2 separate regions of the Homo sapiens genome follow, and region 1 is linked to region 2. A link is a loop called in an ENCODE intact Hi-C map of the cell type or tissue named here. Cell type or tissue: endothelial cell of umbilical vein. All regions are shown on one strand. Each heading gives the region's core, and the rest is flanking DNA. Links, peaks and the distances in the headings are about the cores only. Region 1 has its middle 170 kb from the start of FAM47A. Region 2 has its middle 220 kb from the start of DMD.

The links. Peaks named below come from ENCODE experiments on the same cell type or tissue, not always from the same donor. Only the 100,000 strongest peaks of a DNase experiment are listed, where the experiment ranks them.
Region 1: a loop joins it to region 2, with 21 times the contacts of the local background. A loop is called at or near these places in 53 of 110 quality-filtered maps.

The regions. Positions count from the first base shown.
Region 1 is chrX:34,292,315-34,307,952 of GRCh38, reverse strand. No RefSeq gene overlaps it. Among named protein-coding and RNA genes, the nearest start is that of FAM47A, 170 kb to the right of the region's middle. In endothelial cell of umbilical vein, for the core only: no CTCF peak of the experiment used is centred there; a DNase peak (open chromatin) is centred at 6,872.
Region 2 is chrX:33,428,034-33,443,671 of GRCh38, reverse strand. No RefSeq gene overlaps it. Among named protein-coding and RNA genes, the nearest start is that of DMD, 220 kb to the right of the region's middle. In endothelial cell of umbilical vein, for the core only: a CTCF peak has its summit at 8,979 (motif pointing left); a DNase peak (open chromatin) is centred at 8,971.

The sequences.
Region 1 (15,638 bases), core at 3,118-11,117, 870 kb before region 2:
TTTACTTTTGAGACAGAGTCTCGCTCTGTCACCCAGGCTGGATTGCAGTGGCACAATCTCGGCTCACTGCAACCTCTGCCTCCCGAGTTCAAGCAATTCCCTGCCTCAGCCTCCTGAGTAGCTGAGATTACAGGCGCCTACCACCATGCCCGGCTAATTTTTGTATTTTTAGTAGAGATGGGGTTTCACCATCTTGGCCAGGCTGGTCTTGAACTCCTGACCTCATGATCTGCCCGCCTCGGCCTCCCAAAGTGCTGGGATTACAGGTGTGAGCCATCGCGCCCAGCCAGAGCGAAAGTTTAATAAGTGAAAGAAGAAAGCTCTCCACAGCGGAGAGGGGGCCTGAAAGAGGGTTGTCGTTTTTACAGTTGAATCCAAAAGCTTGTATGAGAAACTCCCCTCATCTTTGTAGCTGTTTGTGTAACTTCCATTATCTGTGTAGCTGTCTGTAACTCTCTTTATCTGTGCAGCTGCGGGCATCTCTTAGGCAAGTACAAAATGCAGCTTCTCTTGTTTATGCAACTGTGTGTTTTAGGTAAGCCCCCACCCCCCTGTGCAAGTTCCCATGGAGCCCACCATGTACATGCCTGAAAAAGGGAGGAAACTTTTTCCTGGGATCCCACTGATTACACAAAGAACAGAGACGTTTCTATGTTGGGCCTTGCTCCCTTATTAGTGCAACTGTAACTTGATTTTTCCCCAGGCTGCTCTATCTGTGCCTGTAGCTTTGATTTTTCTGGGTGTTTTTCTGTTTGAAGGAGTTTTACCAAGGACCCATCCCAACTGTCTGCTTGACAGATTTCTTTTTCTTTCTCCTCTCTGAATAGTTACAGGCTGGGAAAAAATAAGTGCTAATGTGAGTGGGTCTTGAGAAAAGTAGACACTCTTTGAAAATTAAGTACTCCAGAAAAGGTCTTTAGAAGTATGTTTAGCAAAAGACATTGCTGAATTTCCTCAGACTGGGGTTGGGAGATGAAGGTTTGTTTTCACTGTCAAGGAAACGTCAGGAAGTTTTAAGGTAAAAGTTTTCATATTAATCTTAGTCTGCCTGCCTGTCCTTACCTTAAATCTTTAATACTGAATTTTTTCTTGATCGATGTCCTGATGTTAATCTATGAGACTCAATACAAAGATGGGCATTGAGCTTTTATTTTAATTCTGCAACCCACAAATTTAGATTTGAAGCTTGATCCTCAGCCATGTCTGCTCTATGGCTACAAAACCTGAGAAACATTTAAGTCCCTCATAGGGGCTGTCTATGTCTCTTCCCATGCGTTGATCTGAGAGGTTTAACACTCAACTTATCATTTGCATCTTGTAAGCTCTCTGGTGTTGTCAGAAGCAGCTAATGTACCCCACAGTGCTTATAGATATTATTACCACAATGAACACAGTAGACACTTGACCTCCAAAAGGATTTTATTTGACTGGCAATTTATCCAAAACAAACACTGGTGGTAACTTAAATAATCATGCTTCCACTGGTTGGAAGAAGTGCTTGTTTTCTTTACATTGGTACTGAGGTCATTACTACATTCAAGCTCAAAGAGATAAACAACAATTCTGTAGTCTTATTTTGAAGGTTTGTTTCCTGGGACTAATCAATTAGAGTTCAGGAAGGACGGATGGTCTGCTTCAGGAAGTTTAGAAAGCACATTTTAATACAATAACCTTTTCTTTTCAAAGATTGGCAAAGCGAAAGAGTCAAAATGGGGATAAGGAGGCTACTCAGAGTTTGGCAAGAGGGAATTCCCTAAGCAAAATTGGAATGGGTGCTGGTGATTCTGGTAATATAGAGGGAGAAAATCTCTAACAGGAATTGTACCCATGAAGGAGACAAAGCCTCAGATGTAGATGTCTATGCCCCTCAAGGAAGGAGGGCAAGCCGGGCGTAGTGGCTCATGCCTGTAATCCAGTACTTTGAGAGGCCAAGGTGGGAGGATCGCTTGAGGCCATGAATTCAAGACCATCCTGGGCAACATAGTGAGACCCTGTCTCTACAAAAAGTGAAAACAAAACGAAACAAAACTATGATGGCATGCACCTGTAGTCCCAGTTACTTGGGAGGCTGAGGCAGGAGGATCACTTGAAACCAGGGAGTCAAGGCTGCAGTGAGCCATGATCACACCACTACACTCCAGCCTGGGCACAGAGTAAGATCCTATCTCAAAAAAAAAAAAATTAAAAAAGGAGGGCATTCTGTGTTCTCCTTTATTCCCTCCTTCCATTATCTCATCAGTGCTTCCCTTTGGTCAAACCTAATGGGAAGCTTATTGTCAAGGCATACTGGAAAATTCAATTTTGTGAGGCTATCCTCTACAATAAAAATCAGAGAAAAGGGATGGAGACATGGTCTTAAAACAAAAACAAACAAAAATTATACAGTTCCACCTCCCAAATCATTAACACAAGCGTGCCCTTGAAACAAACTTCTCACATTCCAGTTTAGTTGTTCAAATCGCAGCTGTACCATGATTGTACTTTGAAACAAGTCTATTTTCTTCTTTATTTTCTCCTAATATTGCCTTTACATCCTTCCTTATTATTTTAGATTCCAATGCCTATTATTTCTGATTGTATTCTAAACTCCCTTGCTCTAGTGTCTTTTCATTGTATCCAAACATGGATAAACCCGAAACCACTGCTTTCACTTTTTTTGACCTCTACCTTTAAAAGGCTACCTGAGAAAATTACATAAAGGTTTAGATTGTTTCCTTTATAAATTCATGATCAGTGACATCAAAGATCCTTCAATATTGACCTTTAATTCTGCTTCGTTTATCAGGAACAGTCATTACATTCTTTACAATGTGTTTTTCTATCATTCCACACTATCTTTAACTGTCTATATTCCCACCATTTGCTGTACTATCAGGAGATAATCTCTTCTAATTCACAGAAAAGAAAATAAAAGACATTAGAGAGGAAATTTTCTGTTAGTGAACATAATGCATTTACCAGCTCTGCTCCCATCTTTATCCCCTTTGGTCATTTAATAGAACAAAAGCCCTGTTTATACTAAAGGCAATTTCTTCAATCCTGCTTTGGATTACATCTACTTCTACCTTCTCAGAATCCTTATATTATTTAATATATTTTTCTCACCCTTCCATTAGCATTAAAACATCTTCCAAATTAGGGAAAAAACGGTTAAAAAGAAGAATAAAACAAAGAAGAAATGCAAAATCAAACTCACCATTTTTCCACACATCCTCTGCTTTGATTATCTTTCCCCTCTCCTCTTTTTCAAAACCATAATTTTTCAATTCCTAAGAAATGTTTTTTTCTGTATTCAGTATCTTCACTTCATCACCTACTCATTCTTTAGTCTACTTCTAACAGAATCCAGCCTTTACCACTCCAATAAAAAACAGTTTATTACTAATTTCCAAGTTCATAGAAGCAATGGGTAGATATTATCTTCTTTTTTTTTTTTTTTTTTTTTTTTTTTTTTCCTGAGATGGAGTCTTGCTCTGTTGCCAGGCTGGAGTACAGTGGCGCAATCTCGGCTCACTGCAACCTCCACCTCCCGGGTTCAAGCAATTCTCCTGCTTCAGCCTCCCGAGTAGCTGGGACTACAGGCACGTGCCACCACGCCCAGCTTAATTTTTTGTATTTTTGGTAGAGACAGGGTTTTACCATGTTGGCAAGGATGGTCTCGATCTCCTATTCTTGTTGGCTTGGGCCTTGGGGCTCTATGTCCTCAATAAACTAAAAGATACAATCTTATAGTTACTTGATCTGTAAGTAGAATTTGCTTCCCTCTTTTAAGTTTAATTTTCCTTGGGCTAAGACTCTCCTGGTTTTCGCTTATCTCTGTGGTTGCTCAATCTCCATCTCTTTTGCAGATACATCTTCTTTCCAAACATTAAGTGTTGAAATTTTTCAAAATTCAATTCTAGACTATTATATTCTCTCACTTTAGTAGCATAAAATATGTGGGTTTCTATAAAATTATCAAGATATTTTATGGAAATATAAATTCTTTCCACAGCTTTAATTTCCACCCCCATGAAAATTGGACATACATGTACAATAAGTCCTCTTTTAACATTGTGGATAGATTTTTGAAAACTCTGACTTTAAGCAAAACTATGCATAATGAAACCAATTTTTCCATAGGCTAGTAGATATAAATAAGAGATAAGTTCTAATGGACTATTTTTGGTAACAAAACCATCACCAAACTTATAAATAAAAAACAAAAACACTTCTAATATTAAACATTGAAATAAATGTGAGCTACACATACATTTAAGTTAAATTGATAAAATCAAGTAAGATAGTTAGTGATCCACTTTTTTTTTTTTTTTTTTTTTGGTGAATCAGTGAATGATGGCAGTCACAGCAGTGATGGGTTAAATTATGAAATAAATGTTTGCAAAGTGAAAATTTTCAGGAGTACCCCCTTGTACCATAAAGTTCAAAAACAAATAATAGGAAATATAGCATGCTCCCTGAGCACTTTTGGCATGATAATAAATGTGCATTTGTAGGATTGTCATGTACTTAACAAATTTTTACTTGACAATAATTTGTACTCATTCATTCATTCATTCATTCATTTTCCATCCTGCTTATTTCATTTCAGAATGGTGGGTGATGGGAACCTATCCCAGCATCTCAGGGTTCCAGGCAAAAACCAGCCCTGGCAGGGAAGCCATCCAATCGTAGGTCACACTCACTCACACACTCATACTCACTCAAACTGGAACCATGTAGACATGCCAATTCAGCTAATGTGCACAGCTTTGGGATGTGGGAAGCAACCAGAGTATGAGGCCAAAACCCACACAGACATGGGGAAAATGTGCAAACTCCACGTAGACTGTGGCCTCAGGTGGGAGTTAATTTTTTTTTCTCATCAACTTTATGACTAAATGATGTTAAATTAAACTTCGTTATTTGAGGACCTGCTGTATCCAAGACCTCAGTTTTAAATTCTGTATATCCAGTACCTATTTAACATCTCAACCTGTTTATTTTAAATAAACATAAAACTCAACATATGCATGCTCTCCCGCAACCTCTAATCTGTCCTGCTCCATCTTTGTTTGTCTTAGTGTATGGTGGCACCATTCATTCAGTTATATAAACCAGAAGTCTAGCCATTAACTTTGACTTCACCCTCTCTCATCATCCACTATATCCTATCAATTGCCAATCCTATCCAATTTACCTCTTAGATACTTCTTTATTCACTCTTATCTGTCATTCTAATTGGTAAATTAATGCATGAATCTAAATTTCCCCACTTGCTCTGCATGGTGCCTATAATTTTTGTGGCTGAAAGATTTATAAAAAATATTTGTGTTTGTCTTTCCTGTATTTTTCCCTTCTCTTCCTCCATTCTCCCCTCTCCATTTCCAGCATGGATTCAAGACTCCCTAAAAGTCTGTGCCTTAAGAAATGTTCTGCTGGAACATGTGTTGAGGTGTCAAGAAAGTGGCTAAAAGGCAATTGGAGGGCCAAAGATCATAGAATACAACACGCAGTGCTTGACACCACCTTTCTGCTGGATAGGGCCCTGGGGCTGTGTCCAGTTGTTACAAGGAAATAACTGAGGAGTGATATAAGGAAGCCATGTAGTAAGCATTATGTATTTGTCTTGTTAAATATTTCAGGGTCGGCTAGGCGCGGTGGCTCACGCCTGTAATCCCAGCACTTTGGGAGGCTGAGGCGGGCGGATCACGAGGTCAAGAGATCGAGACCATCCTGGCTAACACGGTGAAACCCCATCTCTATTAAAAATACAAAAAAAAAGAGCCGGGCATGGTGGCGAGCACCTGTAGTCCCAGCTACTCGGGAGGCTGAGGCAGGAGAATGGCATGAACCCGGGAGGTGGAGTTTGCAGTGAGCCGAGATCGTGCCACTGCACTCCAGCCTGGGTGACAGAGCCAGACTCCGTCTCAAAAAATAAATAAATAAATAAATAAATAAATAAAATTTAAAAATTAAAAAAATAAATATTTCAGGGTCTCAAACACTGCACTAAAACATTTAGCAATGGAATATAAAGTCACAGTGAGAAACAGTGTGAAATGGTCTCAGGAGACTGGAGAGACCTCCATAACAAATTCATGTTACAGGACTTTTATACAACTCTGGTTGTATGATGTACTCCAAATAGTGACTGAGGCTGACTTCTCCATCTGCTCATTTGTTTAAAAGCTGACATTCATTTAATCAAATAAAGAATCACTAGGTTTAAAGTTGCAACTCATAACTGCTTACTTTGTGAAAAATAGTTATAGCTAAGTCATGGCAGCTGTCATAAATATATGGAAAACACTTTGCCTGTATATTTTTCACTAACTGGAATAATACTCTTTCAACAAAAAAACTGAAAAGAACGAACTAGGGAACAAAACATTTTTATCCTTCAAGACATTCTGTTTAGAAAGATCTTTGTAAGCTGTCATCTTTTGTCTCTGGTAGAAAGGAAAATACAAATAATCTGGAAATATAGAGATGGGTTTCTGTACCTAAAACCACAGATTTTGTTTCCAATAAAGTGAAAAATATTATATCATATAGTTTATTTTTTATTATATAGAGCTAATTGCCCTTGTGTTCTTAGTGGGGAAGAAAAAAAGAACCCCAGTATAGATAGATTTTCCATGATGAAAAGGGAATCATGACCATCTGTATTTCCAAAGGGAAAGTGAAATTCCAAATATTCTGTGCCATAAAATGTTAAATTGAACATTTTAAAATAGTCTCTCAATATTTTGGACCCAATGCTTTGAAACTTTAAAATTAAGTATGATATATACATAATTTCCACACCTTTAAAATGAGTTGTTAAATTGTTAAGACCTTTCTTCAAAATTAAGACTTGCTAGTCAATCCTAAAAATAGCCTCCAGAGGGCGACCAAGTTGCATCATGGCAAACAAGCACATCAAACTGTAGCACTGCCTCCAACAACAGCATGGATTTAGTTAACATATGAAAAGCCAATAATAATGGTTAATCCTTGAAAAAAAAATATACTTTCACCTGAAGTGTGAATAGCTCTGCAAAAATTGAGTGTTTGTGAGGAAACCACCTGTAATTTGATGCATTAGCAGAGCAAAGGCCTTTGATCAGAAAAACTTGTCATCATTTCATGCAAGTTCCAATCAATTTCTCTGCTCATTGAAGTCTACTTATCCCAAGCACCTTGTTGTAGCAAACAGAGTATAGATCTTGAAGTTCGGTAGACTTAGATTCAAAGGCAGCTCTGCAATTGGTTGTTACCTTGTAAACAAAGTTTAATCTGAAGATAGGGTAGATAATATCTTCTTCATGCTTCATGGTTGTTTGAGAATTACATGAGATAAATATATGAAAACATTGACCCACAATGTGGGCAAACATCACCTCATTCTTGTTTATTTCGTCCCTATCTTTTTTTTTTTCTCCTTTACCTAGAGAAAGATAAAAATAGGATCAAATTATGTTATTCACTTCAAGGTTTTAGTGATACATATTACTTTCCCATTATTTGTCTTCAAAATATGTTTTTAAAAACCACATGGAAACAAAGTAGTGGTTACATTTAAATAATTAATATTTCTCCATTCTCTCAGACAGAAATACATCTAATAAATGTTGTTGGAGGTTTGCTAGTCCTCGACTGGTTAATGACTATTATCAATCTAGTAATTCGAATTGGTCATCCATTCAATTGGCTTTCCCCTTATACCAATGGGTTATTATTTCCACTTATTTCATTTATATTAAAGCCACATCCCTCTGAGAAAAATAGTTGAGTTTACCTTGTATTTGCCCTTTCTTATTCTTCCTGACCTATATCTAACCAGCAGACAATTTCTGTTGATTATTTTTACACATTTTCTCTGCTACACCTTTAGATTATGACCTTATATGACCTTCTACTGGTCTCCTTAATTTTATTCACTGATCAAGATGTCCTTAATGTTCTCCTCAGCTTGACTAAATTTTAGACAGGTTTCTTCTTGACTGTAGGTCCCTGACCTTTCTTTTCTTAAGGCATTTACTTTAGAAAAAGTACAATTGTAAATTCTTTGCCCCTCTGAGATATAAATCCCCCAGCGTCTTCTGACTTTTATAACCCAGGAATGTCTTTCTCAAGGACCTGGAAGCCATCCCTTTGAAATGTAAACATCAAGAAAGATAGCACCCCTATTTTCAGTCTCTGTGGGAGGGTAGGAGCCTAACTTAGATAAGCATCAATTAGCACACACAGATGGCCTAATCACATTGACCAACTTCCTCCCTGAGGTCCTCCAGTTCTTTTCCACTAGCTATCTTTGGCACTTAACATCTCTCCCATTTTTCTACATCAGCAGAGTTGAGTGCAATCTCTCTTCCTTTTGTAATCATCTTGACTCCTGTTGCAATATTCTTCCTTGCCCGTTTACTCAATTTGGTGCAGTTTTTCTTTGACATCATTCCTTCACCAAACCCATACTGCTGAATTTCAGATTACTCTTTCCAAACTTTGAATCACTCTGTATTTCCTGTTGCATAAACCCCACCATTCAAACTCATCCACCATCTTGTACCTTCAAAACTCATTCTCAGAATTCCACTTCCTGAGTTCCCTACTCCAATAAAACTAGTCCATTAGCTTTGTAAATGTGGCTACTATTTCCTCACTTTGAAATCTTTGCTTGTGTCCTTTCTATTAAATATATTTTGAAATTTTATTTTATTGTACCTGCTCATAGATAAAAATAAAATAGAAATCACATCAAGTCTCTACAAATGGGAGTTTGATAGTGGAAATTAGTAGCACCAGTGATGAAATTGCTGAGAAGTAAAGAAGGGCTAGCAGGATAATGGAGGGATTAGCAAGAACAGGAATCTACTTCAATCAACTCCTATACTGGACAGTTAAGGAGAAGATTGTGAGGGAGCCCAGGGCCAGATAACCTGGTCAATACTGGACCATACGTGTTTTGTCTCACACATAGTAGAGCCAGGGAGGTTACACAGTGGCTGCTGGAAGAGGTAACCAAAGTAGAGAGACAATGGAGAGAAATCTCTTAGCTTCTTTCTAACCCGTCATATCCCATCAGTGTCTCTATTTGGCTGAATCTGGTAAAAAGTAAGCTGCATGTATGGGTCTGCTATCATGTGACACAAAATAGAGACAAGAAAGAACAATGAATGAATCTAAGACAAACAGACTGGAACCAGTACATTTGCTTGAATGTTGTACAATAGCCTATTTTCAAACTATGGTCTTTTTATTTATATTCCCTATATTCTTGACCAATTGTTTTATTCCCCTAAGTTCAAATTTCCTCATCTTTGAAAATAGCATAATGATAGTTCCTAGCTCATCGGGTTGTTTTGAATATTAAATGAAATAAGACAGATAAAGGGTTAACATTGAAATTATTATATAGGACATGCTCCAAAAATGAACTTCATCATGATTGCTTTGTTGTTATTATTATTAAAATTGCTGTTGTTATTGCTATTTTAATCACCTCTTCAATTTTCTGCCAAGTAGAATTTTATTTCAGTGTCCAGTTTAAATGCTGTCTGCTCCTTTTAACTTCTACAATCATTTTCTCCAAAAAGGATTTGTTCCTACTCTAAATTCCTATACTATACATTATGTGCTTCATTTATTTGACATTCATCTGTGGGTTTATTTGACTATACGCTTTCCATTATAACCAAACTTTAAAATTCTAGAGCATAAGGACTATTGTTTATGTATTTGTGTATCTCCCATAGGATTTAGTACAGTGCACTATCCAGAAAAAGCAATTATTGGAAATGTGTTGAGTGAAAAACTTAATCACTAAGTTTACTGTAACTCTACTGACATATGGACAAAGCTCATAACTATTTGGGCAATGCTGTGAAATTCTAGGCTTTATAATTTTTAGAATTTATTTACTTTCATATGGGATTTTGTTTTAAAAGATACTGTAAAAATAACTTGAAAAAAATTTAGCTTAAAGAGATTAATAAATGGTTTGCCATTTGTTGCATTTTTATACTTATTTAGAACTGCCTCTAGAACTCCCAGTATGTCAGCATGTGTAGCTACAGAGCTTGTTAGCAGAATACAGACACCTGCTATTTCTGGTACTTATAACATGAAAAAATATGATTATATTAATAACGCCGTGCATTTTATAGTGCCCTATCATTATTTCAGAGAGTTCAAACTTTCTCATGTAGTCATATAAAGTAGCAAGGGAATTCACATTATATATGCAATCCCAAAGGGCATTTTTGATCACTTTGAATTTTACCAACCATATTACTCAGGGTGGATTAATAAAAACATGTATAGGGGCATGGCCCTGAGATTGGCTTCGAGTAAGACAGAGACAAGGACATGCAGAGATGAAGATGAGCTTCACAAATGAAGAAACAAGGAATCTGGAATAGAGTTGTCTGAGGAGTAAAAATCAGCATAGAGAAGAGAAAAACTGCAATAGAGGAAAGGGAGACTGGAGTGAGAGTGGTATGAAGGCTCGTTTCACGTTCTTTCTCGCATCCATTTTCCTCTTCCTTTGGCTATTTCTCTCAGCTACTTTTTAAACCACATATCCCTAAGGGTGATCTTCAGTTGGGAATAGAAAAGGGTGGCTGCGTAATACAAATGTGCTATCATTCACTTCTGTCCTTAGTTACAACACTCTCACCCTCTCTGCACCTCCACTCATCAAACCAAAATGAAACAAGACTGGCAGTGGCGAAGGCAGGCCGAGCCTTGCCGGTGAGTTCTGAGGAGGAGGATCCCAGTGGGATGCGGAGTGAAGAGGGGGCTGTAAATGCCAGAGTGATTGGAAAATGTCAGTTCCTGTGGCTGCACCAAACTGGAGTGTCACCAGCATTACAACAAAACAAAATACAAAAATATATTGCCAGGGAGACTGTATGTCGGAGTTAGCTTTACTTCTTAACACCTTTATTAGTCTTCTGGAAGTTTTCCTGATGCAGTGAAAATACATTAAAATTGGGAACCACAGGTACATAATGATTGCAGCAGCTTAATTCAGTAGCATTGTTTCAGCCTTCACTCTTAGGCTTTACCATTTAATTTCTAGAAATGTGTTGAATTGCTTTTGCCATTTCTTAGATTTTTAAATTGAATATAGTGTAAGTTGGGACCTAGTCAAGCTCGTATTCCTGTCTCTAAAATCCAGTCATTTAATTCTAATTTTAGCTAGGCACCTTGTCCTTATTTCTCCAGGCAAATCAAGAAATCTCAATGTAATTTATTTTGAAATAATAAAAATAGGTGTTTATTATGGATAATAAACAGACAGGAAATTGTATGTGTATAATTATATATGCATATATGTGTGTGTGTGTGCGTGTGTGTGTGTGTGTGTGTGTGTGTGTGTGTGTGTATATATATATATATATATATATATATATAAATTCTTGTTTCTTACAACCCACCCATATAAAACCATTGTACAGTGAATCAGGCCAAAAGGAAATCAATATTCTAGTGATCTTCTAGAGAATACAGGGGAACCAAGCTGTAATAATATTTCCTTCCCACTATTCATATCTTGGGTCTATGGTGTAAAGCTAAAACAATAATAAACTACTTTTGCCAAAGCCACATACAGTAGATGAAAAATGACTTCTGTTAAAAAGATTCACTATACTCAGTGCAATTTGAACAGATGGCAAAGATCAAGTTTACCAACCCTCCTTTCCTCTGACTGATTTCTCCTGCTTCATCCCTGTTAAAGGCATGAATCTTCTGTTATATTCCAGTAGTACTAAGTAATTTAAAAGTTTAGATGGCAGAGAGAGCCACTTTATTTCAGGCAGTGAAACATTTCTTTAACTGAATTTCAAAATTCACAAGAGTTATGTATTAGTCTGTTCTCATGGCTGCTATAAAGAAATACCTGAGACTGGGTAATTTATAAAGGAAAGAGGTTTAATTGACTCACAGTTCTACAGGGCTGGGGAGGCCTCAGGAAACTTACAATCATGGCAGAAGGGGAAGAAAACACATTCTTCTTCACATGGTAGCAGCAAGGAGAAGTGCTGAGTAAAAAGAGAAAAGCCCTTTATGAAATCACCAGATCTCATGAGAACTCACTCACTATCATGAGAACAGCATTGAAATAACCACCCCCATGATTCAATTACCTCCCACTGGGTCCCTCCCATGACACATGGGGATAATGCAAGCTACAATTCAAGATAAGATTTGGGGGGGGTGGTCACAGCCAAACCATATCATTCTGCCCCTGGCCCTTCCCAAATCTCATGTCGTCACATTTCAAAACACAATCATGCCCTTCCAGCAGTCCCCCAAAGTCTTAGCTCATTCCAGCATTAACCCCAAAGTCCAAGTCCAAACTCTCATCTGAGACAAGGCAAGTACCTTCCACCTATGAGCCTGTAAAATCAAAAGCAAGTTAGTTACTTCCTAGATACAATGAGAGTATAGGCATTGGGTAAATATACCCATTTCAAGTGGGATAAATTGGCCAAAATGAAAGGGCTACAGGCCCCATGAAAGTCCAAAATCCAGCAGAGCAGTCAAATCATAAAGGCTTAAAAATGATCTCCTTTGACTCCATGTCTCACATCCAGCTCATGCTGATGCAAGAAGTGGTCTTCTGTGGCCTTAGGCAGCTCCACCCTGTGATTTTGCAGAGTACAGCACCTCTCCCAGCTGCTTTCACAGGCTGATATTGAGTGTCTGGGGCTTTTCCAGGCACATGGTACAAACTGTCAGTGGATCTACCACTCCGGGTTCTGCAGGATGGTGGCCATCTTCTCACAGCTCCACTACGCAGTACCCCAGTGGGGACTCTGTCTAGGAGTTCTGACCCCACATTTCCCTTCTGCACTGCCCTAGCAGAGGTTCTCCTCGAGGGCTCTGTGCCTGCAGCAAACTTCTGCCTGGACATCCAGGTGTTTCCATACATCCTGGGAAATCTAGGTGGAGGTTCCCAAACCTCAATTCTTGACATCTGTGCACCAGCAAGACCAACACCACATGTAAGCTGCCAAGGCATGGGGCTTGCACCGTCTACCGCAATGGCCCAAGCTGTACACTGGCCACTTTTAGCCATAGTAGGAGCTGAAGCAGCTGATGCAGGGCCTGAAGTCCCAAGGCTGCACACAGCGGGAGAGCCTTTGGCCTGGCCCACAAAGCCATTTTTTCCCTCCTAGGCCTCCAGGCCTGTGATGGGATAGATGGCTGTGAAGGCCTCCGGCATGCCCTGGAGACATTTTCTCCACTGTCTTGGTGATTAGCATTCGGCTCCTCATTACTTATGCAAATTTCGGCAGCCAGCTTGAGTTTCTCCACAGAAAATTGTTTTTTTCTCTTTCACATCATCAGGCTGCAAATTTTACAAGCTTTTATGCTCTGCTTCCTCTTGAACATTTTGCCGCTTAGAAATTTCTTCTGCCAGATACCCTACATCATCTCTCTCAAGTTCAAATTTCCACAGATCTCTAAGGCAGAAGCAAAATGCTGCCAGTCTCTTTGCATTGACTTCATGCCCTGCATCCCAGACTTTGCATAGCAAAGAGACTTTAGTCCAGTTCCCAACAAGTTCCTCATCTCCATCTGAGACCACCTCAGCCTGGACTTCATTGTCCATATCACTATCAGCATTTTGGTGAAGGCCATTCAACATGTCTCTAGGAAGTTCTAAACTTTCCCACATCTTTCTGTCTTCTTCTGAACCTTCCAAACTGTTCCAATCTTTGCCTGTCACCCAGTTCCAAAGTTTCTTACACATTTTCAGGTATGATTATAGCAGCACCCCACTACCCAGTACTAATTTACTATACTAGTTCCATTCCCATGATGCTATGAAGAAATACCTGAGACTAGGTAATTTATAAAAGAAAGAGGTTTAATTGGCTCACAGTTCTGCAGGGCTGGGGAGGCCTCAGGAAACTTACAATCATGGCAGAAGGGGAAGCAAACACATCCTTCTTCACATGGCAGCAGCAAGGAGAAGCGCAAAGCAAAGTGGAGGAAAAGCCCTTTATAAAACCATCAGATCTCATGAGAATCACTATCACGAGAACTGCATGGTGGTAACTACCCCCATGATTCAATTACCTCCCACCAGGTCCCTCCCATGACATGTAAGGATTATGGGAACTACAATTCAATATGAGATTTTAGTGGGGACCCATCCAAAACTTATCAAGTTACTTGCCCTCAAATTCTGTAAACACTATGTGCCAAGCACTGTGTTCAGTGCTTTACAAATATTTTTAATGGGATCTTTGCAATAATCACATGAATTATGTTGCCATATCCTCATTTTATGTAAGAGGAAATTAAAACATATTTAGTAAGTGATGGAGCTGAAGTTTAACCCTATCCAGATTTATTAACCTTAATTATTATGTTCTTAAACTTTTTAACCTCAGCTTCTCCCAGATTATAAGGCTATGGAAACAATTTTCAGAGGGCAATTGTGCAATTTTGGCTGACTGCAACCTCCACCTCCAGTGTTCAAGTGATTCTCCTGCCTCAGCTTCTCAAGTACCTGGGATTACAGGTGTTTGCCACCATTCCTGGCTAATTTTTTGTATTTTTAGTAGAGACAGGGTTTCACCAGGTTGGTCAGGCTGGTTTTGAACTCCTGACCTCAGGTGATCTACCTATATTGGCCTCCCAAAGTGCTGGGATTACAGGCATGAGCCACCACGCCCAGCTGTGTTTCAGAATTGTTGAACATGGCTGTCATTACTGGTGGACTCAACTATAGAAATATTACATTAGAGAAGAGAGCTAAGAACAGAAGTTAGGAGAACTAGCCAAAAATTTTGAGTTAGGAGATATCAAAACACTGTCAGGATAAAAAGAAACCATAGAACAGACGTTAATAGAAAGAAATAAAAGAGGATCAGTAAGGTAAGTAAGAGGCAAGCATAGTATAGCATGAAAAGAAAGAGAAAATACGGTATTTCATGATGCCATCTGTAAAATTTGCTATATTCTGAAAGTACTCATTTCTGTAGCCCTCAACACAGGAGGAGAACATTTTTTAGGGACTACATTTTTGTCCTGAAAATACTGCATTGAAAATTGTAGCCACAGTTAAAAATGGAAAGGCTAAACTTTTGTTGAATTTTCCTGGTAGAATCTAGTTACATGTTCCTTTGACAATGTTAACACACAGTTGGGTTCAATCCCTTCATCTGTAACTGCTGTAATGATCAATTAAGAACCAGAGCTTCTCCTTTTATAAAATGATAGAGTGCATGATTCCTTGAGCCCCTTCTGGTCCTCCTGCTGGCATTGGTAGAATAGATCTGGGGGTACAGGCAACAAAGTAGTACTCAGATGGACTAATTATGCAAATGGTGATAAAGCAGATTGGAGGCAAAAGAACAGGGCAAAGCTTCTGGGTTAATGACACATTTTTTAAAGACTGAAACAAGTAACTTGTCTCTGCATTTGCAGAAGGGCTGAGTAGTGGGAATGTGTCAGACAGAAAGTTATATTTGGTCCTCTATACAGATGGACTCCCCTTATTTATGGTATATTAGCTGTCACTTTGTCTCTTTTAAAATACTGTGTTTTATAGGATTTCTATCTGCGGCTGCTAGTGGGAGTAGAAAAATATTTGAGGAGGTAACAGAGTTACCTCCTCACACTTATGTTATAACTGTGGTATTATGTAAAAA
Region 2 (15,638 bases), core at 4,164-12,163:
TGCATAGTATTCCATGGTGCATATGTGCCACATTTTCTTAATCCAGTCTATCATTGTTGGACATTTGGGTTGGTTCCAAGTCTTTGCTATTGTGAATAGTGCCTCAATAAACATACATGTGCATGTGTTTTTATAGCAGTATGATTTATAATCCTTTGGATATATACCCAGTAATGGGATGGCTGGGTCAAATGGTATTTCTAGTTCTAGATCCCTGAGGAATTGCCACACTGACTTCCACAATGGTTGAACTAGTTTACAGTCCCACCAACAGTGTAAAAGTGTTCCTATTTCTCCACATCCTCTCCAGCACCTGTTGTTTCCTGACTTTTGAATGATCGCCATTCTAACTGGTGTGAGATGGTATCTCATTGTGGTTTTGATTTGCATTTCTCTGATGGCCAGTGATGATTAGCATGTTTTCATGTGTCTATTGGCTGTATAAATGTCTTCTTTTGAGAAGTGTCTGTTCATGTCCTTCCCCCACTTGTTGATGGGGTTGTTTGTTTTTTTCTTGTAAATTTGTTTGAGTTCATTGTAGATTCTGGATATTAACCCTTTGTCAGATGAGTAGATTGCAAAAATTTTCTCCCATTCTGTAGGTTGCCTGTTCACTCTGATGGTAGTTTCTTTTGCTGTGCAGAAGCTCTTTAGTTTAATTAGATCCCATTTGTCAATTTTGTCTTTTGTTGCTATTGCTTTTGGTGTTTTAGACATGAAGTACTTGCCCATGCCTATGTCCTGAATGGTATTGCCTAGGTTTTCTTCTAGGGTTTTTATGGTTTTAGGTCTAACGTTTAAGTCTTTAATCCATCTTGAATTAATTTTTTGTATAAGGTGTAAGGAAGGGATCCATTTTCAGCTTTCTACATATGGCTAGCCAGTTTACCCAGCACCATTTATTAAATAGGGAATCCTTTCCCCATTGCTTGTTTTTGTCAGGTTTGTCAAAGATCAGATAGTTGTAGATATGCGGCGTTATTTCTGAGGGCTCTGTTCTGTTCCATTGATCTATATCTCTGTTTTGGTACCAGTACCATGCTGTTTTGGTTACTGTAGCCTTGTAGTATAGTTTGAAGTCAGGTAGCATGATGCCACCAGCTTTGTTCTTTTGGCTTAGGATTGACTTGGCAATGCAGGCTCTTTTGCAAATCAATAAACATAATCCAGCATATAAACAGAAAACGACAAAAACCACATGATTACATCAATAGATATAGAAAAGGCCTTTGACAAAATTCAACAACTCTTCATGCTATAAACTCTCAGTAAATTAGGTATGGATGGGAAATATCTCAAAATAATAGGAGCTATCTATGACAAACCCACAGCCAATATCATACTGAATGGGCAAAAACTGGGAGCATTCCCTTTGAAAACTGGCACAAGACAGGGATGCCCTCTCTCACCACTCCTATTCAACATAGTGTTGGAAGTTCTGGCCAGGGCAATCAGGCAGGAGAAGGAAATAAAGGATATTCCATTAGGAAAAAAGGAAGTCAAATTGTCCCTGTTTGCAGATGACATGACTGTATATTTAGAAAACCCCATCGTCTCAGCCCAAAATCTCCTTAAGCTGATAGGCAACTTCAGCAAAGTCTCAGGATACAAAATCAATGTGCAAAAATCACAAGCATTCTTATACACCAATAACAGACAAACAGAGAGGCAAATCATGAGTGAACTCCATTCACAATTGGTACAAAGAGAATAAAATACCTGGGATTCCAACTTACAAGGGATGTGAAGGACCTCTTCAAGGAGAACTACAAACCACTGCTCAATGAAATAAAAGAGGATACAAACAAATGGAAGAACATTCCATGCTCATGGGTAGGAAGAATCAATATTGTGAAAATGGCCATACTGCCCAAGGTAATTTACAGATTCAATGCCATCCCCATCAAGCTACCAATGACTTTCTTCACAGAATTGGAAAAAACTACTTTAAAGTTCATATCGTATAGCATTTTTAAGGGAAGTGCAGTATTTTAGTTTTAGATTTTATTTGAAAAATAACACGATTCTGTAGTGAGCATCTGATCCTTGCCAGTCATTTAAACAGGAAGAAAAGGTGGCTGACGACACTGTCATAACTCTAAGACTCTCTCAAGAGAAAGGAGAAGGAGTCACTCTTTTTTAAAAATTTTTTATTTTGGGGAGCAACTCATGTTAAACCTTCTTAGGCATCTGCAAGAACACACACTTGTTTTAGGTGAAGTTGTGATACTTAACATTATTTATTATTGTAGTCAATGACTATCACTTTAATTGTGTTTCCACACATCTAATTTTTTAAGTGCTGAGTTTCATCTGTTTGCCATCATCACTGAAGTGTCAGTGAACTAGAAAGAATACTTGTTTGGGATTTATGAGGAAATGGCTAAAATGAACTTCCCAGAGAAAGATCTGTTACTGTAGAAGTTGAATTTTTTTATACTAACCAAAGTCTTAGGGTAGAAGAAGATGTGACAGGCACGCATGACAGGCACATGCTACCACTTATTTTAGTAGTAAGGCTATTACTGGGCTTTATTTCCTATTATTTTTTAAATATTTTTATTGTGTTAAGCATATGAGATCTACTCACTTTACAAATTTTTATACACACAGTACAGTCTTGTTAACTATAAACACAATATTGCACAGCTGATTTCTATAACATTTTTATTTTGCTTGACTGAAACTTTATACCCTTTGAAAAGCAACTCCTGATTTCCCCTCCCCTGGCCCATAGCAACCACAATTCTACTTTCTCCTTCATTGAGTTTGACTATTTTAGGTACTTCATATAAATGGAATCATGCAGTATTTGCATTTCTGTGTCTGGCTTATTTCACTTAGCATAATTTCCTCAAAATTCATGAATGTTGTAGCATATGACAAGATTTTCTTCCTGTTATGGCTGGATAATATTCCATTGTATGTATATACCATGTGTTCTTTATCCGTTTATTGGTCCATAGACATTTAAGTTATTTCCACCTCTTGACTACTATGAATAATGCTGCAATGAACATGGAAGTGCAGGGATCACTTCAAGATCCCAATTTAAATTCTTTTGGAACACTGCCCATATGTGCCATTGCTGGACCACATTATAGTTCTCTTTTTATCTTTTTGGGGATATCCGTACTGTTTTTCTATAAGAGCTGTATCATTTTACATTCCCACCAACAGTGTGTAATGGCTGCAGTTTCTCCACATCTTTGCCAACAGTTGAATTTTGTTTTTGTTTTACAATGGCCATCCTAAAAGGTGTGAGATGATAGTTCATTGTGACTTTGACCTGTATTTCCTGGATGATTCCTGGTGTTGAGCACCCTTTCCTACACCTGGTGACCATTTTTATGTCTTCTTTGGAGAAGTGTCTACTCAAGTCCTTTGCCCACTTTTTAATCTTTTCTTTTCTTTTCTTTCTTTCTTTTTCTTTTTCTTCCTTTTTTTGCTATTGAGTTGAAAGAGTTGCCTATAAAATTTGCATATTAAGTCCTTATCAGATATATAGTTTGCAAATATTTTCTCCCATTCCAAAGACTGCCTTTCCTCTGTTGAGTGTTTCCTTTGCTGGGCAGAAGCTTTTTAATTTGATGTAGTCCTATTTGTCTATTTTTGGTTTTATTGCCTGTGATTTTGATATCACATGCAAGAAATCATTGCCAAGACCAATGGCTTGACACCTTCCCCCTAGGTTTCTACTAGGAGTTCTACAATTTCAGGTCTTATGTTTAATTCTTTAATCCATTTTGATTTAATATTTGTGTACAATGCAACACCATAGTTCAAAATCGTTAGTTTGCATGTGAATATCCACAATTCCTGTCACTGTTTATTCTTATGTGGAAAGGGATTATTCTTTCCACATTCTGTAGTCTTGGCACTCTTGTCAAACGTGAGTTGAACGTATACCTGTGGGCTGTCTATTATGTTCCATTGATCTATGGGTCTATCTTTACATCATTACCATATTGTTTTGATAACTGTAGTTTTATGATGTTTGGAACCATAAAATATGAGGCCTCTAATTTTGTTCTTCTTTTTCAAAATGTGTCTATTCAGGGTTCTTTGTGGTTTCATATGTCTTTTTTTTCCTATTTCTTTTTAAAATGCTATTCATTGTAATAAGGACTGCATTGAATTTGTACATTGTTTTGGGTAGTATGAACATTTTAATATTCAGTCTTCAAATCCATGAACACAGAATTTATTTCCATTTATTTGTGTCTTCTTCAATTTCTTTCGTCAGTGTTTTGTTGTTTTCAGTGTGCAAATCTTTCATCTCCCTGCTTAAATTTATTAAGTATTTTTTGTTTTTGATACTAATGTACATGAGGTCATTTTTCTCAATTTCCTTTTTTTGATTAGTCATCATTACTATATAGAAACACACCTGATGTTTAGGCCAGGCACGGTGGCTCACGCCTGTAATCCCAGCACTTTGGGATGCCGAGGCAGGTGGATCACCCGAGGTCAGGAGTTCGAGACTAGCCTGGCCAACATGGTGAAACCCCACTTTTACTAAAAATACAAAATTAACTGGGCATAGTGGTGCACACCTGTAGTCCCAGCTACTCGGGAGACTAAGGCAGGAGAATCGCTTGAACCTGGGAGGCGGAGGTTGCAGTGAGCCAAGATCGTGCCGTTACACTCCAGCCTGGGCAACAAGAGCGAAACTCCATCTAAAAAAAAAAACAAAAACCAAAAAACCAAACAAACAAAAACACAACTGATTTTTCAGTGTTGGTTTTGTTTCTATCAATTTTGCGGGATTTGTTCATTACTTCTGAGTTTTCTTGTGTGTAGAATCTTTAGCATTTTCTATATATAAGATCATGTCATCCAAGAACAGACAACTTTACTTGTTTTTTTTTTTTCTGATTTTGATGTCTTTTATTTCTTTCTCTTGCTTAATTGCTCTGTCTAGGATTTTCAGTCCTATGTTGAACAGAAGTGGTTAGAGTGGGTACCTTTGCCTTGTTCTTAAAGACAGAGGAAAAGCTTTCCGATTTTCACCTTTGTATATGATGTTACCTGTGGGTTTTTTCATATATGGCTTGTATTAGAGTAAGGTAATTTTCTCCTATTTCTAGTTTGCTGAGAGTGTTTTATCATGAAACAATGTTGAATTCTGTCAAATGCTTTTTCAACATATATTCAGATAATCATGTGATTTTTATTCTTTGTACTCTTTTTTTGTTGTTGAGGCAGAGTCTCACACTGTGCCCAGGTTGGAGTGCAGTGGCGCAATCTCTGCTCACTGCAGCCTCTGCCTCCCAGGTTCAAGCGATTCTCCTGCCTCAGCCTCCCGAGTAGCTGGAATTACAGGTGCCTGCCACATGCTTGGCTAACTTTTTTTTGTATTTGTAGTAGAGACAGGGTTTCACTATGTTGGCCAGGCTGGTCTTGAACCCTTGACCTCATGATCCACCCACCTCAGCCTCCCAAAGTGTTGGGATTATAGGCGTGAGCCACCGTGCCCAGCCTATTCCTTGTACTCTTAATGTGGTTTGTCATATTCATTGACTTTCATATGTTGACTCATCCTTGCATCCCACGTAAAATCCCGTGTAGTCATGATGTGTCGTCATTTTAATGTGATTAAATTCTGATTGCTAGTATTTTGATGAGGATTTTTTTGATGTATATTCATTAGGGATATTGGTCTGTAGTTTTCTTGTAGGGTCTTCATCTGGCTTTGGTATTAGGGAAGTTCTGGAGTCAACGACAAATTTGCAGTGTTTGCTTTTCTCCGATTTTTTGAAGAGTTTGAGAAGGATCGGCTTTAATTCTTAAATGTTTGGTAGAATTCAGGAGTGAAGCCATCTTGTCCTGGGATTTTCTTTATTGGAAATTTTAGGATTTCTGATTCAATCTTCTTACTAACTTATCTGTTTACATTTTCCATTCCCTCATGATTCAGTCTGGTAGCTTGTATGTTCTATGAATTTATCTATTTCTTCCAAGTTATTCATTTATTGGTATATAATTGTTCACAATAGTCTCTTATGATTCTTTCATATTTCTGGGCAATGGTTGTAATGTTTCCTCTCTCATTTTGGATTTTGTGTCTTCTGCCTGTTTTTTTTTTTTAAGTCTAGCTCGAAGTTACTTTTATTAATATTTTAAGAAAAACAACTCTTGTGATAATTTAATTTTTTTCTGTCAGTTTTCTATTCTCCATTTTGTTTATTTCAGCTTTATTAAGTATTTTGTTCCTTATACTAATTTTTGGCTTAGGTTGATCTTCTTTTTATAATATTTGAGGTATAGAGTTAGATTGTTTATTTGAGATATTTTCTATTATTTTAATGTTGTCATTTATTGCTATGAAAGTCCCACTTAGTACTGCTTTTACTGCATCCCGTAGGTTTTGGTAGGTTGTATTTTTATTTTCATATGTCTCAACATATTTTCTAATTTCCCTTTTGATTTATGCTTTAATCCATTGGCTATTCAAAACTGTTATTTAATTTCCATATATGTGTGAATTTCCCAGTTTTCCTTCCTTCTGTTGATTTCTAATTTTATTCCATTTATTCGGAAAAAACTTGGTATGATTTCAATCTTCTTAAATTTGTTAAGTCTTTTTCTGTGGCCTAACTTAGGATCTATCCTGGAGAATGTTCCATGTGCTCTTCAGGAGAATGTATCCTGCTGCTGTTTGGTGAATGTTGTGTATATATTGTTAGGTCCATTTACTCCATAGTGTTGCTTATGTCCTATGTTTCCTTCTAGATCTTCTGCATGGTCGTTCTACCCTTTATTGAATGTGGGTTAATGAAATGTCTTACTATTGTAACTTATTTCTTTCTTCAGTTCTGTCAGTGTTTGCTTTATACATTTAAGTGCTCTGGTGTTGGGTGTGTGTATTTATATGTACGTGTGTGTGTATGTGTGGTACATGTATTTATATGTGTGTGTGCATAAATATATATAAATATAAAATTATTAATGTTATTTCTTCTTAGATAACTGACCTTTTATCATTATATAATGTCCTTCTTTGTCTCTTGTGACCATTTTTTAACTTAAAGTCTATTTCTTCTTATAAATGTATGGCCACTCCTGCTCTGTTTTCTTTACCATTTGCATGAAATATCTTTTCCATCCCTTCACTTTCAGCCTATATGTACTTAAATCTATTGTGAATCATTTGTATGCAGTGTCTTCTTCTTCTGTTGTTTTAATTCATTCAGCTGCTCTGTGTATTTTGATTGGTGAGTTTACGTCTTTTACATTTAAAGTAATTATTGATAAGGAAAGGCTTACTATTGCTGTTTAGTTGTTTTCTGTCTGTCTTGTGGCTCTTTTGTTCCTGCTTTCTTCTCTTGCTACATTCCCTTGTATTTGGGGGTATTTTGTGTTTTTTGTTTGTTTTTTTAGAGACAGGCTTTTATTTTCTTATTTTTCTTTGTGTATATTCTATAGGTATTTTCTTTATGATTACCACGAGGCTTACACATAATATTGTGTAGTTATAAACAACCTGTTTTAAGATGATGACAGTTTAACATCAAGCACATACAAGAACTCTGTTCTTCTACATACCCCACCCATTTTATGTTATCGTCACAAATATTCTTTTTTATTATGCATACATTAACGTATTTTATATTTATTGTTATTTTGTACCTTATCTTTGGACTTCAAAAATATCACATGTACCCCTTAAATAATTACAATGATTATGTATCCATGATAATTAAAACTATTTTTAAAAATTATTAAAATGTGATTTATTCCCCAACTTTACAGTATTAGAATATTCTCATTTGTGTGTATATTTACCTTTACCAGTGAGCTTTATACTTTCATCTTGCTGTTTAGCATTTGTTCATTTTAACTTACAGGATTCAATTTAGCGGTCTTTCAAGGCAGGTCTAGTGTTGGTGAACTAGCTCACCTTTTCTTTATTGGTCAAGTCTTTTTCTCTTCTTTATTTTTGAACAACAGTTATGCTGGATACCATTTCAATAGTTGGCAGTTTTTGTCATTCGCACTTTAATAAAACATCTCACTCTTTTCTGCCCTATACGATTTCTTTTGAGAAATCCACAAATTATCTTATGGGGTTCCCTTCTCCATTACTTTAGTGATGCTGCATTAAAAATTCTCTGTCTTTAAGTTTTGACAATGTGATTATAATGTACCTTGTTGTGGTCTTTTGGGTTTCATCCTATATGAAATTTATTGGACTTCTTGAATCTGATGTTTATTTTCTTCTCCAGATTTTGGCAGTTTTCAATCATATTTTCTTTATGTAAGCTTTCTTTCCCTTCTCTCTCTTTTCTCTTTCTGAGACACCCATAATTCATATTTTGGTGTGTTTAATGGTGTCCCATAAGCTCCTTAGGCTTTCTTCCCTATTTTTCCTTCTTCTTTTCTGTTTTTTTTTTCTCAAATGACCTGTCTTCAAGTTCTGACTGGATCATTTCAAATGACTTATCTACAAGTTTACTCATTGTTTCTATTCTACTTAATCAAGTCTTCTATTTAGCCCCTCTACTAATTTTTTCAGTTCAATTTTTGCATTTTTCAGCTGTAAAATTACTGATTTAAAAAATACCTTTTATCTCTTGGTTTAAATTTTATTTTGTTGATGAATCATTTTCTGGACTTCATTGAGCATCTTTATGACGATTATTCTGAGTTATTTGTTTGGTAATCTTATACCTCTGTCTCTTTAGGATCAATTTCTGTAGATTCATTTTGTTTCTTGGTTGAGCCGTTTTCCCTCTTTATATTCTTCACAACTTTGTGTTGTTATCCTTGCATTTGAAAAAAGCAAACACCTCTAACATTATTTACAAACTGGCTTTGTACAGGGAAAACCTTCACCAATCACCCAACTAGAAATTCTGGGGGCTTGTCAGACCTCTCCTGTGGATGTATCTTCTCTGCGCATGTAGATTCCTTTAGAGCAATTTGCAGAATTCGTATTTCAAGAGCTTGTAATCTCGTGCTCCCTCTGGTGTCTATTTGCTGTACTGCAGGTCCACTAAGGCAGCGGCACACCACCCAGCTCTTTTCAAGTCTCAGCAGCCCCTAGGCATTTAGAGTAGTCCAGGTCCTGTGTGCGTTCTAAGACAGGCAAGACAGAAATCAGCCTTTCCGGCAGCCTCCTGAAAAGCTACAGTGTTGTGCACATGCTCCAGTCTTCTCCTTCTTTCTAAGGAAAATGCTTCTGAGCTGTATCACCCTGTCAGCTGTACCAGTGTTCCTCTGGAGAAGCAACATATCACCAGTTTCTTTTCGGTTCTCAACAACCTCCAAGCATCTAGAATATGCTGGGTCGCTTCATTGCTCTAAGACCGATGAAACAGCCACCAGTCCCTTTGACAGACCCCTGAAAAGTCATAACATAAGAAGATAGTGTCAAGTTTTCTCTTTCCTTCCTCAAGGAGAATCTGGAGCTAGGAGTTTCTTTTTGACCATGTGGTACTATAATGAAGGGAGGGGCTATGATGACAGGGTGCCACATGTTTTGTTTCATGTTCTTCTGGGTTGCAGAAATCTCTTAACTAGTTTCTGGATTTCTTACACAGAAAATTGGTTTCATGTACTGTTGTTGAATTAGTGTCTCCATGGGAGAAATGAGGGTCTGGGCCTTCCTATTCCACCATATTGCTTACAAAACTCTATTTCCTATTAATTTTTTACTTGTATAATGTATACAAGTCTTACTCATTACAATTAATTTTGTTTTACTGGGGATGGGAATACATGGGTAATATCACTAATGAGCCTGTAAAAGGTATAAGTAAAATTTTAAAAATGATATGGAACATAATATAAGATATAATATATGCAACATTTAAAAATGTAATATAGAGAAGAGTACTCTTGAGCAAACCTGCCTTGATTCAACTATTGCCTTCATCTGAATTTGGTTAGAAGAACAGAACCTCTACAAAATCATAGGAATAAAAATTTATACAGGAGACAGAGCTCCTATTAGATACCAAGAAAAAATTGTCAGGAATTTTTCCACTCCTTGTATCTATGCCCTCCCATTCTGACTCTGAACTTGATCATCTGAGTTATTAAATTCAGCCTACATTTTGTTGAAGTTGAGTTTGTTCTTTGTTGTAATATTTAGTTGTTAGAATAGAGAACCAATTTTTCCAGCAACAACGCTGTGTTTTGCGATGGTGTCCACCAGCCCTTACCCTGACTCCACACAAGAAAACAATGTTAATTTTAAAGGTAAACCAGGTGGTACTTCAAGATCACAGGTAAATATATTCTAAAGTGAGTTTGTCCTAAGCTTCAGCTTCAGAATTTTTTTGGTAATGCTTTGATATAGTGTTTATTACAGATTATTTTATAATGTTAAGTAGCAAGATTTTTATGGATAGAACACTTTCAGAAGAGCTCTCCAAAATCCTAAAAAATCATCGTACCTGAGCACTATTCAGTAGTCCCCAAAAGTATATAAGAACCTCCCAGTTTTAGACAATATAGCTGTACTATATCAATTATGTTCATTAAAATTGGAGAAAGTGCTTTGATTCATTAATTTAAATCCTCATTTAACAGATAATACTATGCCTAACACACTCTGTTAGGCTCTATGTTGGTTATAGATATGAATCAGACAAAAAAATCTTTCAAGAATAGTTCAAGAGAGGAATGGAATATATATATATATATATATATATATATTTTTTTTTTTTTTTTTTTTTTTTTTTTTTTTTTGAGACGGAGTCTCGCCCTGTCACCCAGGCTGGAGTGCAGTGGGGCGATCTCTGCTCACTTCAAGCTCTGCCTCCCGGGTTCACACCATTCTCCTGCCTCAGCCTCCCGAGTAGCTGGGACTACAGGCGCCTGCCACCACGCCCGGCTTTTTTTTTTTTTTTGTATTTTTAATAAAGACGGGGTTTCACCGTGTTAGCCAGGATGGTCTTGATCTCCTGACCTTGTGATCTGTCCGCCTCAGCCTCCCAAAGTGCTGGGATTGCAGGCGTGAGCCACCGCACCCGGCCGGAATACATATATTAAGTACTCATGTGAGATAGAAAATATTATGACCTTTGCTTAAGGGTAATGAGAGGTCTCAGAAAAGAGACCACTTATAATTTGGAGATCTCAAATGATTCAATGGAGGAGGTGACATATGAGATGGACCTTTAATACTAGAGATACGTATTTTCAAAAATTGAGAGGAACAAAGGAATTTCTAAGCAGAGAAAAAGAGCATGAGCATGAGGTGAGTAAACCTGGGGTATGTATAGGAAATAGTAAATAATTCCATAAATCCATACATAAGGCTTATGAAAGGAAATATGGGAAGATGTGCTTTAGATTATAATCTGAAACTTCAAAGTCTTGGATTAAAATTTAAGATGCTATTGCCAATTGAGATCAGTTGACTGAGTGCTCTAGTGCTCCCCTAACAATAATTTGTTGAGTTGACCCCAGGAACTTTTGTAACCTATCTGGGTCTCAGTTTCATGTAAAATGAAGCAGATTGAATAAAGTCCCTTCCATATCTAAAAGCATGATTGTTACCTCTATTCCATAAATAGCTAGGAACTAATGAAGAACCCACGAAAACCAGGACCAGACCTGTGATTAAGGAAGTCATTTAGATGGTTTAGAATAATTTAGGAGTGCGTTGACACAGGGATCAGGGATTTCAGATAATGAGAAAAGAAACACTCTGTGTAAAGTGCAAAAAGTTTAGGAAAGAATAAAAGAGAGATGACTGGGTTAAAATAAATTGCAGAGATAGAAATGAGAGAACATTTCAATAGTAATTTAGTATGAAAAAGAGGAACCTGATAAATATCTCTTTTTAAAATGCCCCTATTTTAAATATCATGCTATAATATTTTAGTATTTATTAGTCTTCATAGTTAAAATTTTTAAAGAAACTTATGCACACGTGTATGTGTGTGTGTGTTTGTGTATGTGTGAAGCATGATGAAGGTAAATTGCTTCTTTCAAACGAAGAGATGGTGTTTTAAAATTATTATTGATTAAAGAGGCATTGGACATAGCTGTGTTGGATTCCAAAACCGTGGTAGATTTTAGAAGTCTCAATTTTCTTGAATGCCTCATCGTATGCCTCAGTGTGCATTCCATGGTAATTGATCTCCACAATTTGAACAAATATTCAAAATAGGGTGACTTTAGTGCATAAACTATTATACATAAAATTGTAGAGAAAAATAGTTATATGGAAATATATAGACTCCAGGTTAGAGAACTTCTGCTTCTAAAATAGCCTATGTAATTTTATATATATATATATATATATATATATGTACCATGTGTGTTTATATAATAAATAATATATATATAATTAATTTATGTGATACAGATATATAGTTTCAATTCAAACATCATATTTCAAACTTGGCAATAAAGTTTTGAAGAGATATTTATTATTTTAGTTTGGTCTCATGCCAAAAAATAATATTGTCTTAGGTGATACTTAATACTGATTCTTCCCATTAAATTAAAATGGTAGTTTTCAAACTGTAATCACTGGGAAGTCTTGTTAAAATACTTATTTCTACTGCTCCCAGAGTCACTAATTCAGTAGGTCAGGGAGTGGGGCCTGAAAATTTACATTGCTTACAAGACATTTTCTTTATTGCTCTATTGTGCTGAAGACATTTAAATGGAGGAATATCATAAGGTGTAATAATTTTGCCTTATATTGTAGGATCCCCCTCCGTTGAAGTACAGAATAGATTAATTATTGTTGTATGTTTCCCAGGCATTAGACATTTAAAATCACACACACACACATATACACACACAATTTAGAAAACTTACTGGGTTATCTAAAGACAAAGTTATATCACTTGTTATATGGTGATATGGTTTGGCTGTGTCCCCACCCAAATCTCATCTTGAATTCCCACATTTTGTGGGAGAAACCTAGTGGATGGTGATTAAATCATGGGGGCAAGTCTTTCCCATGCTGTTCTCATGATAGTGAATAAGTCTCACGAGATCTGATGGTTCTTTAAGGGGGAGTTTCCCTGCTCAAGCCCTCTCTCCTTGCCTGCTGCCATCCATGTAAGACATAAGTTGCTCCTCCTTGCCTTCTGCCGTGATTGGGAGGCTTCCCCAGCCACATGGAACTGTAAGTCCAATTAACCCTCTTTTTTTTTTGTAAATTGCCCAGTCTCAGGTATGTCTTTATCAGCAGCGTCAGAACAGACTAATACATATGGATATTTAAAATTTTAGAAATTCTTTTTGGGGCTTTGATCATACTTTATAAATACAAGAGTGAAAACCTAACCTTCAACATATAGTGTATACTTACACTGAACATTAGTGTTAGTAGACGCAAGTTCAATTCCAAATCCTGAATATAAGACTCCATGCTATTTAATATAAGGGTGAAAATGTTCACAGGGCAAATGGATGATCTGTATTTTCATGTATTTATCCCCATTTCCTCCCATTTGTAAAAATCATTTGTCTCTTGAAACTCAAAGTCTATATTTCAAATTTTAATGCATTTAAAGCAAAATTTTAAGAATGTCATTCATTCTAATTGCTTTACTTTTGCTTCGTATTGCATTAATAATTATCTTACTCTACCAATGAAAATAATCAACATTATGATTAATGTAGTAGTTGTATTTTACCTTTAGTATTTGGAATACAGCCTCTATCCCATGGTACAAAATTTTGATCTTATTAAAAATTGAAAAAAATATATACGGGGTTCTACCAACTCTTTGATTTTTATATTTTATTTTTTGCTTGAAGAATATGGCCACATGATTTAAAATTTATAAGTCACAAATAAATTATATAGTTTCTTCCACTCCTATACACCAATAATCTACTTCCCCTTAGTAGAGGTATATAAGGTTACCAGTTTCCTTCTTTTTAGAAATACAGAAATATGCTATGACTATAATCAAGTCTAAGTTAATGTTTTCCCTAATTTTATATAAATGCTAAATTATATATAATGTTCTTTCCTTTTATCAGTAAAATATATATCTTTGAGATTATTATATATTAGTGTGTAAAGGATTCCCTCAATCTTTTCTAGTGCTCTATGGTATTTAATTGGTTGGTATCATAGTCCATTTAGTGTTGCTATAAAGGAATACCTAATACTGGGTAATTTATAACTTAAAGAGTTTAATTTGGTTCACGATTCCTCAGGCTGGACAAGAAGCATGCTACCGCCATCTGCTCAGCTTCTGGTGAGGGCCTCAGGCTACTTCCAGTCATGGCAGAAGGCAATGGAGAACCAATGTATGCACAGATCACATGGCAAGAGCAGAAACAAAAGGAAAAGAGAGGGGAGGTGCCAAGCTCTTTTTAATAACCAGCTCTCATGGGTACTAGCAGAGTGAGAAGTCACTCATTCTTTTCCCCAAGGAAGAGAGTTAATCTATTCATGAGAGATTTGCCCCCATGACCCAAAAACCTCCCACTAGTCCCCATCTCCAACATTAGGTTTGAGGGCACAAAACATCCAAACTATAGCATCTGGACCATAATTTACACAAGCAGTCTCCTGCCAATAAATACGTAGGTGATTTGTGATCCTTTGCTAAAACAAACAGTGACTAAATAAATTACGTTATACACATGCCACTTTGCATTTGTGTATATGTATATGATGAGTTCCTAGGTGTGGAATATCAAAAAGTTTGTGTCTGTGTGCATTTTACACTTTTATACTCTAATCAACAATTCGTAAGAGTACCTGTTTCCCCTTATGCTCATGAACATAACATGTTACCAAGCTCTCAGATTCTTGGCAATTTGATAGTTCAAAATACCCTCTCAATAGAATCTCTGTTTTCATTCTTTACTTTTGTGAGAGATTTAACAATTCTCTCACATATATACATATATATATATATATATTTTTTTTTTTTTTGAGATGGAGTCTCGCTCTGTTGCCCAGGCTGGAGTACAGTGGCGCGATCTTGGCTCACTGCAAGCTCCCCCTCCCGGGTTCACGCCATTCTCCTGCCTCAGCCTCCCAAGTAGCTGGGACTACAGGTGCCCACCATCACGCATGGCTAATTTTTTGTATTTTTAGTAGAGACGGGGTTTCACCGTGTTAGCCAGGATGGTCTTGATCTTCTGACCTCGTGATCCACCCGCCTCGGCCTCCCAAAGTGCTAGGATTACAGGCGTGAGCTGCCACGCCTGGCCCTTCATATGTTTAAGATCAATTTTTATTTCCTTTTTTATGAACTATTTCCTTAGCTAATTTTTCTATTGCATTGTTAATCTTATTATTTTAGTTAAAAGAGATCTTTAAATACTAGAGAAGTTATCACTTCAAAGAACAATGTAAGAACAATGTGTCATTTAGGGGACAGCTTCTATTGCTATATTAAAAAAATGTCCCAATAGAGTAGCTTAAATGAACTGGAAGTTTCTTTTTCTTTCTCTCATATAATAGTTTTGATAGACACACAGAGCTCAAGGATCAATATATGGCTTCCAATGATGGGTCCAATGTGACAGCTCTAGTTCTTACTGTCCCCAGAGATGGAGAATGGAGAGATCTAGAGGAACCTACCCATAGTTGTTATAAGGGCAAGATTCAAAACCAGTGTGCCTCACTCACAGTCAAACACTATTGGTCAGAACTTTGATGAAGGCCATATCTAGATGTTGGGAATCTAGGAAAT